Regions from separate parts of the Homo sapiens genome. Here regions 2 and 3 are each linked to region 1. The links are chromatin contacts, found by Hi-C or POLR2A ChIA-PET in ENCODE. All regions are on one chromosome and are shown on one strand. Each heading gives the region's core, a stretch centred on a gene start or an enhancer-like site at or near the end of the contact. The rest is flanking DNA. Distances are from core to core; before and after follow the strand shown. Region 1 overlaps LOC101928004 (a long non-coding RNA gene). Region 2 has its middle 58 kb from the start of LINC03055. Region 3 overlaps LOC101928004 (a long non-coding RNA gene).

Region 1 (4,017 bases), core at 1,087-3,586:
CCAGACCCTTCACCATTTTGGTTTTTGTAGGAAGAGAACTCAACCACCAAATACCCTGTAGGCTTGGGAGGGCATACACATGAGAAGCAGGTTCCCCTAGGCTCAGGTGAGCCCCACCTTCAAGGTGGAAAACCTTGGGGACCTTCTGGAAATGCAGAGGCAGATAGGGCTTCATGCTTGGTGAAGAGATGAGCATTCACAACTAGCTTGGTTCTCTACCAATGGTCAAAATGGTTGATTTTGCTACTGAATGAGAGACATCAATTTTCTTGAGATTCAACTATCTTTTGTGCCACTTCTGTGTAATGCCAACTAGTCATTTGGTGAGTTTATTTAGATAAAGAATCAGATTTTGAAGCAAACTTGTTTCCTCTGTGACCAAAAAAAGGGCATTTTAAGCCTGCAAATAAAACTTAAAATGCTTTATTTCTATAAATAAATAAATAAACTGAGCAAATAAAAAAATACAACACATGGAACATAAAAACTCCAGTAACAATTGGACCAGGTCACCCTTAGTGTAAATGTCAACATTCTTTTTCAAATTGTTATTTAATTATTTGTTATTCTATATTTTATTTATTTGACAGCCAAAGCTTCCCTCCCAGAGGAGGATGTTCCTTTGCCTTTGTCCAGAGCCCTTCAGGAGAAGCAGAGGAATTGCTCAGAGATGAGCTGGGATTGCTTGGGGGGCACAAGGAGATAGCGATGCCCATCATCATTGTAATAGTTAGGATTGGCTCTCAGGCATGGTGCCGAACACTTTACCTGGATTCTTTAATTTAATTCACCCGACATGAGATAGGTGTACTGACTGTCCCCATTTTGCCAATGAAAAAACTGAGGTAGAGTGAGGTTAAACCACTTGCCTAGTTCAGTGTCAGGACTGACTCTCGGCAGCCTGACCCCAGGGCCTTGACACTGACCAAGGTTGCAGTGTTGTCTGCTCCTGGAAGTTCTCACTGACCAGTTTGCAAAGTGGGATTGCTTTTTCTTTTTCTCCTTCCTTCCTTCCTTCCTTTCTTTCTTTTTTTGAGATGGAGTTTCGCTCTTGTTGCCCAGGCTGGAGTGCAATGTCGTGATCTCAGCTCACTGCAACCTCTGCCTCCCAGGTTCAAGTGATTCTCCTGCCTCACCCTCCCTAGTAGCCGGGATTACAGGCATGTGCCACCATGCCTGGCTAATTTTGTACTTTTAGTAGAGACAGGGTTTCTCCATGTTGGTCAGGCTGATCTTGAACTCCCAACCTGGCTAATTTTTGTACTTTTGTAGAGACAGGGTTTCACCATGTTGGCCAGGCTGGTCTTGAACTCCGGACCTCAAGATGCAAGAGATGACACAGGTTTGGTGTTTTGTTTGTTTAATGACAAAAGAGAAGAGCAAAAGAGAATATGGTTGAAAGGACAGGAATAGAACTTTCAAACAGAATTTTCGATCCCTAACACAAAGAATGGTATTCCAAATCTGAACACTCTAAAAGAGAGAATAATGCCATTCCCCTTCGTTATTAGAAATAATATTATTATGTCTATTAGGAAAAAAAATCACACAATTTTAATGTGCATCAGAAGCATCAGGCTGATTTTTTCCCCTCTGGATTTTATTTTTAAAGTCAGAATTGGTTTCCTGCCCTTCAAGTGCTCCACTGCTGATACCAATAGTGAGATTGTGTAATTGGCAATAAATTTCCTACATGAAGAGCTTCTGGCCAGCTCCTTTTGAAAGCTTAGAATGTTTTGCTTAGTTGGGCTTTTCTGTCCCTGCAAAGTTAGTCTCCTGCAAATTTGTGTCCACTTCTGCAGGAGGGAATTGGAAGGCTGAGGAGAAATTTGTTGGTGATGAAGTAGCACAAGACAAGGCACAAAAGATGGGGTGGGGGAGTCCAGGAGGCTGGGAGGCAGGCATAGGGTAAAATTGTTGAAAAGAGACACTATAGTTCTTTATTTAAAAAAATAAAAATAAAAAAGCATCTGAAGAATTTGCCAATTCAGCATTTATCTAGCATTTGCTTCTCTGGGGCAGTGATTCCAAATTCCCAGCCTGTCAGGAGCTGGAGCACCCTTTGCAACTGTTTGCTTGATCATAGGATTCTCTTTTCTCCCTCTTCTTAGAAATAATGCATCCATTAAAATAAAACTAAAGTGAATTTAAGATTTCATTGTTTTGAAATACATATTTTAAAAATACAAGGTTTGAAAAACACTCCCCCTGAAATAACTCTAGTCCTTTCTAGGGAGTCGTGAAACTGTAGCTTGTGGAGAGTAGCCTTCCTTCAGGCTTTCATAAAGACCTGGTGACTCAGCACTGGCGGACTTCCCAGGAGTCAGTTCCCACCTTGGGGAATAATTTTCCATTCCTGGGGGAGTCCCTCCGGGAGACACCTCCTCTGCTTCTTCAAGTCAGAGAAGTGTTCTGCCCTGCCCTCCCCCAGCCTCCTGCCAGGTTCCTGCTGCCAGCCTCATGCTGTGCTGTGTATTATAGAATTTCTAGACTTACTGCTCCTGCTTAATTGTCAACTCTTTGCCAGAGAGTTTGTGCTTGCCCCTTGTGTGTGTTGGAGTAAACTTTAATTTCTGTTTTGGAGGCTAGGGCTCTTGACTGTCATAAGTCTAATCAGAATGCCACAGAATCAGGCCGAGCACGGTAGCTCACGCCTATAATCCCAACACTTTGGGAGGCCAAGGCAGGCAGATCATCCGAGGTCAGGAGTTCAAGACCAGCCTAGCCAATATGGTGAGACCTTGTCTCTACTAAAAATACACAAATTAGCCGGGCATGGTGGTGCACACCTGTAGTCCCAGCTACTTGGGAGGCTGAGGCAGGAGAATAGCTTGAACCCGGGAGGCCGAGGTTGCAGTGAGCCGAGACTGAGCCACTGCACTCCAGCCTGGGCAACAGAGAACAAAGTTTTCAATATTGGGATGTCTTTTAAAAGACATGTATTTTGAGATAAACTGAAGTGATTTAAATATATGAGTCGATAACAAATCTTCACATTCTGCACATGTATCCCAGAACTTAAAGTATAATAAAAAAATAAATATATGAGTCCATGGGAAATACTTTTTGATGCAGGCATTCACCAAATTCTTCACGGAGACACACATAATGTCCTAAAATCTGAAAGAAAACAGTTTACCTGAGACAATGCATAGGTTGAACTGGTCAGCAAAGTGTCCACTTGTATCTTTCAAAGAAACTTGTTTCTGAAGAGCGGAGCAAGTACTGCTTTGAAAGAAGCAACGATTTGGAACTGAGAGTTCTGGATGAATGCCTATTGTTGAGTGTGCTGGATAAACGAGCCCTGTACAAAGAGGTCCAGGTACGCTGAGCGGGCACAGCATCTTTCTTGTCGCATGTAAGTCCGCTGTCCAAATACCCGATCTGGGGTGCGACTGTACACATCCTCCTGATTTGTTAGCTCTTTCTTGGCTAAGGTCAGAGATGAAGTTCAGAACAAAATTTAGATACCCGGACACACTGAAATGCATTTCTTTTTTTGCTAATGAAGCAGGCTTGTGCAGAAGACCCTCTTTAGTCATTGCTTCAGGCCAGCATTTCCTTAAAGGGTTCATGACTCTGGAAAAGTTGAATATAAATAGGGGAAGCCCTCAGCAAAGCTTTCAGAATTGTTTTCCCTGTTTCCAGCTTTCTACTCCTTGTTCTCTGTGTCTTCCCTCAACCCTCCTTTCTCTTCTTCCCAGTCATCCATTAGGCATTTTACAACTGATGGGCTGTTCATGTAATGATTGCTACCCTAAAGGATCATCAATGGGGCCAAGCCATTGGGCGGATTGTTGAGGCACAGGGGACCCACATGTGCCAATCTCTCCAGAGTTGTTTGCTAATTGCATGGGATAAAAGCACCTTCATGATGGAGAGATCCGATGGTCACCACTTGGCTGAAATGGTCAAACTTGGCAGCACTCATCATGACACTACCCAACTTTGTGGGCCTCCTGATGGGCTGCAGCATAAAGCACACAGTCTCACTCAGGGCATGCTCTTGCCCAAACA
Region 2 (4,379 bases), core at 1,716-4,215, 45 kb before region 1:
AAAGACATTTGTTAAAAGTATAAAGTACAACAACTTCTGATTAATTTTTAATAATAGCCAATCAACATTAGTGAAGACTGATACTTAACAGCCAAATTTCAATACACCTTTTGCTTAATATGGTGGATAGGTTTAAAAGATACGTACCAATGTACCAAGATCCTCATTTGGACCTACTTATGTTTGTGAGGCACGTCTTTTACTTATGACAGTCATTAAAATCAAATATCAAAATATGACCTTCAAATCACATGCTAAGCCAAGATTTGAAAAAATAACTAAAATTATTCAATCATATTACTCTCATAGAATATTAACATTACATATAAAGCTTTTTTTTTTTTTGAGATGGAGTCTCACTCTGTCGCTCAGGCTGGAGTGCAGTGGCGCAATCTCGGCTCACTGCAAGCTCCGCCTCCCGGGTTCATGCCATTCTCCCGCCTCAGCCTCCTGAGTAGCTGGGACTACAGGTGCCCACCACCACGCCTGGCTAATTTTGGTATTTTTAGTAGAGACGGGGTTTCACTGTGTTAGCCAGGATGGTCTCGATCTCCTGACGTCGTGATCCACCCGCCTTGGCCTCCCAAAGTGCTGGGATTACAGGCATGAGTCACTGTGCCCAGCCTCATATAAAGCTTTTTATATGGTTGATAAATAAAATATTTTAAATTATTAAAATATTTTCTTTAAATTTTTGTTCTTATATTTCCTAATGTTTCTAAAAATTATATAGAGGCAATCATATGAAATTTATAAACAAAGCAGTATTAATGCACTAGTACCACTTGAATTTTTTCCCCCTGACAAAAATGTTTGAAGGCCACTGCTCAATTTTATAAATATTGTTTTTTTTTTTTGTCATTGTCATTCTGCTAGTCAGAATACTTTAAATTTGCTAAGTGCTTATTTCTGCTACCTTTCTGGAATGAAGATTGTTGCTCTAATTAGATGTTTGCTTCTTGTTTTTTCTTTATATATATTACACATATATGTAGTTTGCCTTATTTTCTAAACTTCAAATTTCAGCTCCTTCTTGGGGTATAGCCTTGTTTCTAACTGATTAATTTCCCCCCACTTCAACTTTTCAGTCTTTTCCATTTTCTTTTTTTTTTTTTTTTTGAGACAGAGCATCACTTTGTCACCCAGGCTGGAGTTAAATGGCGCTATCTTGGCTCACTGAAACTTCTGCCTCCTGGGTTCAGGTGGTTCTCGTGCCTCAACCACCTGAGTAGCTGGGACTACAGGTGTGTGCTACAGCGCCCATCTAATTTTTGTATTTTTTTAAGTTGAAATGAGGTTTCACCACATTGTCCAGGTTGGTCTCGAACTCCTGACCTCAAGTGATCTGCCCGCCTTGGCCTCCCAAAGTGCTGGGATTACAGGCGTGAGACATGGTGCCTGGTCTTTTTTTTCTTCTTTCTGTCCAATTTGTGTGTTAGGTTCAGGGAGTACATATGCAGGTTGGTTACTGGGTAAATTGCATGTCACAGAGGTTTAGTGTACAGATTATTTTGTCACCCACATAATGAACATAGTACTAGATAGGTAGTTTTTTGATCCTGACCCTTCTCCCAGCCTCTACTCTCAAGCAGTCCCTCCCTCCCTTCCTCCCTCCCTCCCTTCCTTCCTTCCTTTCTTTCTATCTTTTTGTCTGTCTTTTTGGAGTCTCGCTCTGTTGTCCAGGCTGGAGTGCAGTGGCGTGATCTCGGCTCACTGCACCCTCCCCTTCCCAGGTTCAAGCGATTCTCCTGCCTCAGCCGCCCAAGTAGCTGGGACTATAGGTGCCAGCCACCACGCCTGGCTAATTTTTTGTATTTTTAGTGGAGACGGGGTTTCACCGTGTTAGCCAGGATGGTCTCCATCTCCTGGCCTCGTGATCCGCCCACCTTGGCCTCCCAAAGTGCTGGGATTACTGGCGTGACAGGGTCTGGCTCTATCACCCAGGCTGGAGTACAGTGGCTCAATCTCAGCTCACTGTATCCTTGACCTCCTAGGATCAGTTGATCCTCCCACCTCAGCCTCCGGAGTAGCTGGGATTACAGGCACGTGCCCCCATGCCTGGCTAATTTTTGTGTTTTTTGTAGAGACAGGGTTTCACCGTATTGCCCAGGCTGGTCTCAAACTCCCAAGCTCAAGCGATCCACCCGCCTCGGCTTCCCAAGGAACTGGGATTACAGGCATGAGCCACCACACCCGGCCTCCTTTTTCTTTCACAATATTCCTTTTAAACAATGCAAAACTTGTGTTTTGCATTCTACTTTAAGCATGCCGGGTCGTCTCCTGCCGGGTGGGGAGCCCCCTCTGTCTTCCCTTCTGTGCTCCCACTTTCTGCCTTACCCCGCTGGGTTGCTGGCTTCAGACCTCTCTCCTTCTCTCTTTTCCCTTTCTCTTCTCTCTCCTCTGTCCATTATTCCCACTCCCCTCCGGAACACAATCCAATCTCTCAGGAGTATCTGCGGTGGGAGGAGCATCACAGGGAAGTAGCTGGGACTCATTGATCCAATCTCTCAGGAGTATCTGTGGTGAGAGGAGCATCACGGAGAAGTAGCTGGGACTCACTGATTTCTGCTTCCCTGGTTGGGGCAGTGATGCCCAGCCGGGCGCATAAAACAAAACTGGGCCTCCCGGCTCCCAGCACCACTGGTCAATGGCAGCACTGTGGCCCTAAGCCCCACCCTCAGGCCTTGCTGGGTCCAGCCATCCTGAGCTCAGTGCTCTCACGCTTTTCCCGAGAGATCGTGGAGACCAGTAGGAAATAGCAGAGAAAAACTGAAGTTATTAGTTACGTATGGGAAAATTCGTAGCTGTCTTGTGGGAGGCAGATAATGAGGGACATTTGGATCTTCCAATGTGGGGTCTAAACTTTGTAAATCTCAGGCAAGGCATTGGCTTAGTGGATTAAAATGGAAACCTAAAGGCACCTTGTTACCACGCTGTTTGCTGTAGGGCAGAAAGCAGCGTGCGTCAGGCCAGCTCTGGGTCTCTGCCAAAGGGTTTCATTTCCTGAACCACTAAAACCATTTCCCTTTGAGGGCTGCCCTGTGCCCCAAGCCCCAGCACAGAGCTACAAACAGAGGCTCCAAGGCCAGTGCCCCTCTGGCCACACCTGCCAGTGGAGAATCTGTCCCCATTAGGGGCTTCCTGTGCCCTGCCACAGAGCATCCCCCATTCGCCTGTACAGTCCCTTTCCCCATCTACAGCCTTATGACACTGCCTATCAGCGTCCACAGTCACTGTGTGTGCCGGGGTGGCTGGCTGCAGTGAGAGGCCTGCAGGGGCCCACAGCCATCTGGAGTAGAGGCCAGGTCCTTGGACCTACTTGGAGGAGCCACATTTGGTGGTGTGTCCTTTTGGGATTGTCATCCCTCAGTCTCAGGAGCATGGACGGTCTGACTCACTGCCTGCAGCACACCACGTGGGTAATCTGAGTGCCCGCCGGGCGGGTAGCTGCAGCCCCTGAGCCAGGGCTGCTCTGTTTTTATTCAACTGTTAACACGTCTCAGCTCTTCTTCAATATCAAAATGTTTTCCCATGAACACCGAGTGTAGCATTTTCCCTGTCTTATCGGCCCTAGCAACCAGGAGCCTGGTTTCCAGGAAAGCAGCCACTCGATCCAACCTGGAGAGATCCATTCCCACTCCACTGTTAAGAGCTGGGGCATAAATGCCCAGCAACTGCCGTGGCATTTATGCCCCAGCTCTCAACAGCAGAGTGCGTTTTTTTTTTGTTTTTTTTTTGTTTGTTTGTTTGTTTTTTAGCGGTGGCCACATGATGTCATTCCTAACTGGCCAGCCTTCCTTCTCCCCCGACTCAATGCAGCCCTCATGTCCTCGCAGTCCAGATGCTGGTTTGCAGAATGCTGGGAACACTTTGGGCTCTTTTGTAGGGGGTCAATTTTCTTTGGGTCTCAAAATATCCCTAGTCCCCTAATCCCGTTCCTGGGTTGAGAATGAGTGGTTTGGGCTCCAGAAATGCACACCTGATTGCTGAGAAGCTCTGGCTGGGCTTGCTGGGTAGCCCCAAGAAAGACTTTTTTCTTCCAAGGCGTTCCCTCCTCCCTGCTGTGAAATGGAACACCTTTTGTCTGAATCCCACTTCCTTCGGTGCTGACATGCAACTGTTAGGTGTTTCCCATGCCTGGCAATCACCCTAAGCGCGAAGCTTGGGGGTGCTTTGGTGATCCATGAAAAGGCTGGCAGGCATGTCTTGTGATAGGAAGAGGTTCTGTTTATAACCATATATGTCTCCCCAAGAGAGCTGATAAATAATGTGCTCACTCTGGCAGGGTTGTCTTTCCATAGCTGCCCAGGGGCCCTTTGGCCCCCACTGGCTGCTTCTCCTATTTCAATTTCCATGTCCTCTCGGTTTTGTAACTCAAG
Region 3 (4,101 bases), core at 274-2,773, 56 kb after region 1:
TAATTTTTGTCCAGCTTATTAGTTCTTTGGGATAATTTACTAGGAAAATTTCATGAAAACTACCTGTCAGTTTGACTTTGGAATTACTGTACCCATGATTTTTTCTGATGCCTATAGGATTAGAGAGGACTGACTCAGTCCCTCATGATTCCCTGGATCAACAGCCAGTATTACTTCTTACTATTTGACAATTTCAACAGAAAGATTGAGTTGTTTTATATCTTATCCAGCTTTTAAATGGTTGTCAGTGGGAAATGTAGTCCAAATACCTAGCCTAATGCTATTGGAAACTGGAAGCACTATCAGTGAAGTTCCCCATTCAGTTATAGGCGCACTCTATGCTAGACTGAGTGATATTTCTATGGTTAGTACGCCCCCGGGGTTAGAGGCTCCCTGGTCTTTGTCAACTGAAACCGCTGAATTGAACAAGGAAGGAGAAAGAGGAGTTCCAGAGGCAGATCAGATGCTGATGACCAAGAGTACGGAACTTGGCCACTCACGGGGCCTGCCAAGGTCCTAGCACGTAGTGTGCAGAGGGCAGGATCTGAAAATGAAGTGTTTGTGAATGGTGTGCAACAAACAGTAACCACTTCCTAAAGAATAGTCAGGCACAGTGACAGATTGGACAACAGCGAGAAGGGACTGGCTAAGGACTGGCCGCCTGGGTTCCGAGGCCAGAGTGGGGGAAAGGAAATGCAATGAGAAGGGGGATGGGGAGAAGGCAGTGAGAACCCCACCACCCCAGCTCTGGGCTTGTGAGCAGGTGGTGAGACCTCAGGGCTGGGGTTTGGTCACCTGTCACCCCTCACCTCTGCTAGACGCTTCAATCTGCCCAGGCCCTTTGGGGGCAAAGGTCTTCCAATGAGATGGTATCATGAATTCAGGCCTGTCCCGAGGAGCTTGCACGGAGAAATGAATAGTAAGATTACACAAGCCTCCTCCCTCCCTGCCTCTGGTGACCCAGATGGAGGGGGAGGCCCACCGTGCTGCCCCAGGCTTTTTCCAGCACGAAGGAGTTCTTCCTTGGGGTGGAACCCCTTGGTGAATTAGGAAGAGATGTGCGGTGGGAAGAAGAGAATGGTGCAGTGGGAGGAGGGGCAGAGGCCAATCCTGAACGCCCCAGGGGCCCTTTGCAATGCAGAGCGGTCCTGGCAGGGGACGCCCAAGTGGCGCTCGAGTTGGTCCCAGGGAGGGATGCCACGTTCTTACCTCTAGCAAGGCCTGGGTACGAGCTGGGGTTGTGACACGTGTGTGTTCAGAGCCAAGCGGCTGGTCCCTGAATTGGGTCACCTCAGACGGGCAACGGTTGATCTATCCCGATTGCTGAGATGAGATTTCGTCCTTCCTTGTAAAACCCAGCTGTGCCCCCCGGCTTCTGCCAGCACCAAGGCACTCCTTTGTCCTAGCGTTCCAGGAGGCTGAAGAGCTGAGTAACCCAAAGGGCATGGCGCCCAAGCCGCCTCAGCGCGCTGTCTGCGAATGGGCTCTAGGCGCTGGGTCGGGCTGCTGGGCCCGGCTGCTGGGCCCCAGGGGCTCTAAGGGGACAGGATGTGTTGGGACCTTCACTTATCTTCCTAGCACGTGCGGGGGCTGCAGCCCAACTTCCCCAAGAGCGGTGTCTCCCTGGCACAGCTTTGGAGTTGGAGGGATCGCCCCCTCCCCTGCCTGTCTTTCTAACTTGTTTTTCTGCTGACGCTGGAGCCACGGTACTTTTGCTTTTTGAAACACCCTGTAATTGGAAGAAGAAAAAAAAAAGACGAGTCTGCTCAGTGTTATGAGACAGGCACGTGCTGCCCTCTAATGGCTCCTGCCTTGTGGGTTTCCAGGCTCCCCGGGGAAGGGGCGCCCCAGGCCTGCCTTCCTGGAGGGTCTGCGGAGGGTTTCCTTCCTCCGGGTAAGCGGGCCCCTTTCCCTGCAGCCTGCTCAAGCGTCGGGGAAAGATGTCCGAAGACAGGTAGCTTTGTGTGGCTGGCTGTGAGAGGAGAACGGTCCTACATTCCACTCCAGACCAGGAGCGTTTCTTGGAGCCATGTACCCTACCAGCTTAGGAAGGAGTTGCTCATCCTCCCTCGCAGTCCCTCTGTGTCTACAAAGGAAAGCACAGCGCATGGCAAAGGCCGGTCAGCAGGCTCGTGCACGCAAACAGGCTTCCTTTTCCTGTCCTGCTGGCCAGAGGGGATGCGGGGGATGGGGTAAAATGCTGCTGATACCCCCCTCAGACTTTCCACTGGCAGCCTCCGGAACCTACTCAAAAGCCGAACACAAACCTCTTGAAAAAAAACATCAGAGTTAATGTTTGCAGAAACTGAAGACATTGGTTGGACATAGTCCAGTTCTGTTTAGAGGGGAAACTAGGATTTAATCAAGGAACAAAGTTCATAGGTGTGGGAGGAAAACCTGGGAAACGTTCTGTTTTGGTAGCTGGAAAGCTTGTCTCCAGAAGTGAAGGAAAGAAGCTGAAAGAGGAACTTGTATTTTCCTCCAGCGAGCTCAGATCCTGGCAAAGGGAGAGCGTGATGCTGGTGCGAGCTCTGTGGCTCGGTGGGAAACAGTGCAAAAGTTAGTGTTCCCAAGTTTAGAACGTTTTATGTAGTAAGGGTTCTTGGAAAAGTGCAAACAAAGCAGAGTGGTCCTTCTTGAGCTTTTCCTAAGTTGGGAGTTACTGGTCACAGAGCTTAATGAGGCAGTTCCTGTGGGAGCGGCTGCTCGGGGTGGCAGACCACTGCTAAATTCTGCCCCCGGAAGGGTGATGGAGGCAGAAAGTGGAGAAGGCTGGGTTGAAATCTGACTGAATGAGCCTCATTTTCACAGGAGGGTTAGACAAGAAGTCCCTTTCCTGGCTGGCCACTTCTTGTAGAAATGGAGAAGCATTTTTATTTTTTACCTTATTTAGATCTTCAGTTACAAAAGGCTGTCATTAGGAAATGAGTCTTTCCCCATCCCTTCCCTGCTCAACTGTAGAGGATGAAAGTTTTTTTTTTTCCTTCTCTCTTTTCTGATAATCCTGAGCAAATTCTGAAGAAACACAATTTTTTTTTTTAAAGTGTTCTCTCTTTCAACAGAACTGGCCTGAACTTTTGGCCTAGTCTCTCTCCATAAGCCTGATGGTGCTCATCCAGCCCCAGATCGTGTGAGCAGCTCTCTAAGGCTATAGGAGCCCCGGGCATGTCCTCTTCAGGCCCTGTGGGAACCCTGGCTCCCACATTGTAAGGGATTGTCAGGAAAAAGGGTCAAGCTGGCTGTTAGTGCTGGCTTCAAGGGGACAGAGCTGGGTCTGAAATATGTGTATTTTCTATCTTGAGTTTTGTTTTATGAGCACCCCTGCAACCCACAGCTTACAGATGCCACAAGGTGCCTTTGGGAGATGTTTTTCCAGTCTTGTTCAGCAGGGAGCCCCTTTCCCCTAACCAAGCATTTCACACAAAGCCAGTCCCAAGTCTGGAGACCTCAGTATTTCCCCAAAGCTGGATTCCTGCTGAGCTGCACACATCTGCTCCCTAGTTGGTTCTATTTGGGTAAAATCAAAAGTAAACAGAGGGCCCTGGGCTTATATGTGATGTTTAAAACAAAAGGATGTAACCAGAGGGCCTCTACTTTGAATCCCTGACATTCCATGATTCGCTGCTAATGTTCTTCTAGCAGTGGCTGGAGGAAGCCGGCAAGATCTGAATGCCGTGGGGTCCTGGGGAAAATGGTACCCAACAGTAGGACTTCAGCTCAGCAGAAAGTAGACGAGGCTCTGAATATACCCTACCCCGTGCAATAGGCAGCCCACCAAATTCAGGTAACCCTTGCATTGTGGCTTTGCCCCCCACCTCTTTTTTTTTTTTTTTTTTTTTTTTTTTTTTTGAGATCGGGTGTTGCTCTGTCACCCAGGCTGGAGTGCAGTGGCGTGATCACAGCTCAATATTGCCTGGACTGCCTGAGCTGAAGTGATTCTCCCACCTCAGCCTCCCGTGTAGCTGGGACCATAGGTGCATTGCCACACCCAGCTAATTTTCAAAAAATTATTTGTAGTGAAGTCTCATTTTGTTGCCCAAACTGGTCTCCAACTCCCGGGCTCAAGCAATCCTCCCACCCTGGCCTCTCAAAGTACTGAGA

The links. A loop is a pair of places that touch in the nucleus more often than their neighbours do. ChIA-PET counts read pairs that join two places held with the same protein, here RNA polymerase II (POLR2A). Pooled maps may share reads with other maps.
Region 2: POLR2A ChIA-PET joins it to region 1 with 10 read pairs in MCF 10A. The contact joins two enhancer-like sites. A Hi-C loop is called at or near these places in 3 of 37 single-sample maps with no recorded cell type and 2 of 50 pooled maps. POLR2A ChIA-PET finds 5 or more read pairs at or near these places in 8 of 52 experiments (A673, AG04450, GM12878 and 5 more).
Region 3: a map of endothelial cell of hepatic sinusoid shows a loop between it and region 1 (2.6-fold over the local background). The contact joins two enhancer-like sites. A Hi-C loop is called at or near these places in 1 of 168 maps with a recorded cell type or tissue (endothelial cell of hepatic sinusoid) and 4 of 50 pooled maps. POLR2A ChIA-PET finds 5 or more read pairs at or near these places in 4 of 52 experiments (K562, MCF 10A, WTC11 and 1 more).

Annotation. Positions count from the first base shown.
Region 1 is chr6:6,779,715-6,783,731 of GRCh38, reverse strand. The region is part of intron 2 of LOC101928004 (a long non-coding RNA gene); the gene reads left to right. Among named protein-coding and RNA genes, the nearest start is that of LINC03055, 100 kb to the left of the region's middle. Within about 2 kb of position 2,336, at least 8 of the 41 ENCODE cell types and tissues checked have a DNase peak (open chromatin) inside an H3K27ac peak, as active enhancers do; they include HCT116, where a contact is called at or near this core.
Region 2 is chr6:6,825,430-6,829,808 of GRCh38, reverse strand. No RefSeq gene overlaps it. Among named protein-coding and RNA genes, the nearest start is that of LINC03055, 58 kb to the left of the region's middle. Within about 2 kb of position 2,965, at least 18 of the 41 ENCODE cell types and tissues checked have a DNase peak (open chromatin) inside an H3K27ac peak, as active enhancers do; they include HCT116, where a contact is called at or near this core.
Region 3 is chr6:6,722,409-6,726,509 of GRCh38, reverse strand. All of the region lies in intron 2 of LOC101928004 (a long non-coding RNA gene), which reads left to right. LOC101928047 (a long non-coding RNA gene) reads right to left here. Exons shown (of 6, transcript XR_001743949.2): 5 at 1,210-1,729. Among named protein-coding and RNA genes, the nearest start is that of LY86-AS1, 100 kb to the right of the region's middle. RefSeq lists enhancers at 1,658-1,717, 1,034-1,727. Within about 2 kb of position 1,523, at least 29 of the 41 ENCODE cell types and tissues checked have a DNase peak (open chromatin) inside an H3K27ac peak, as active enhancers do.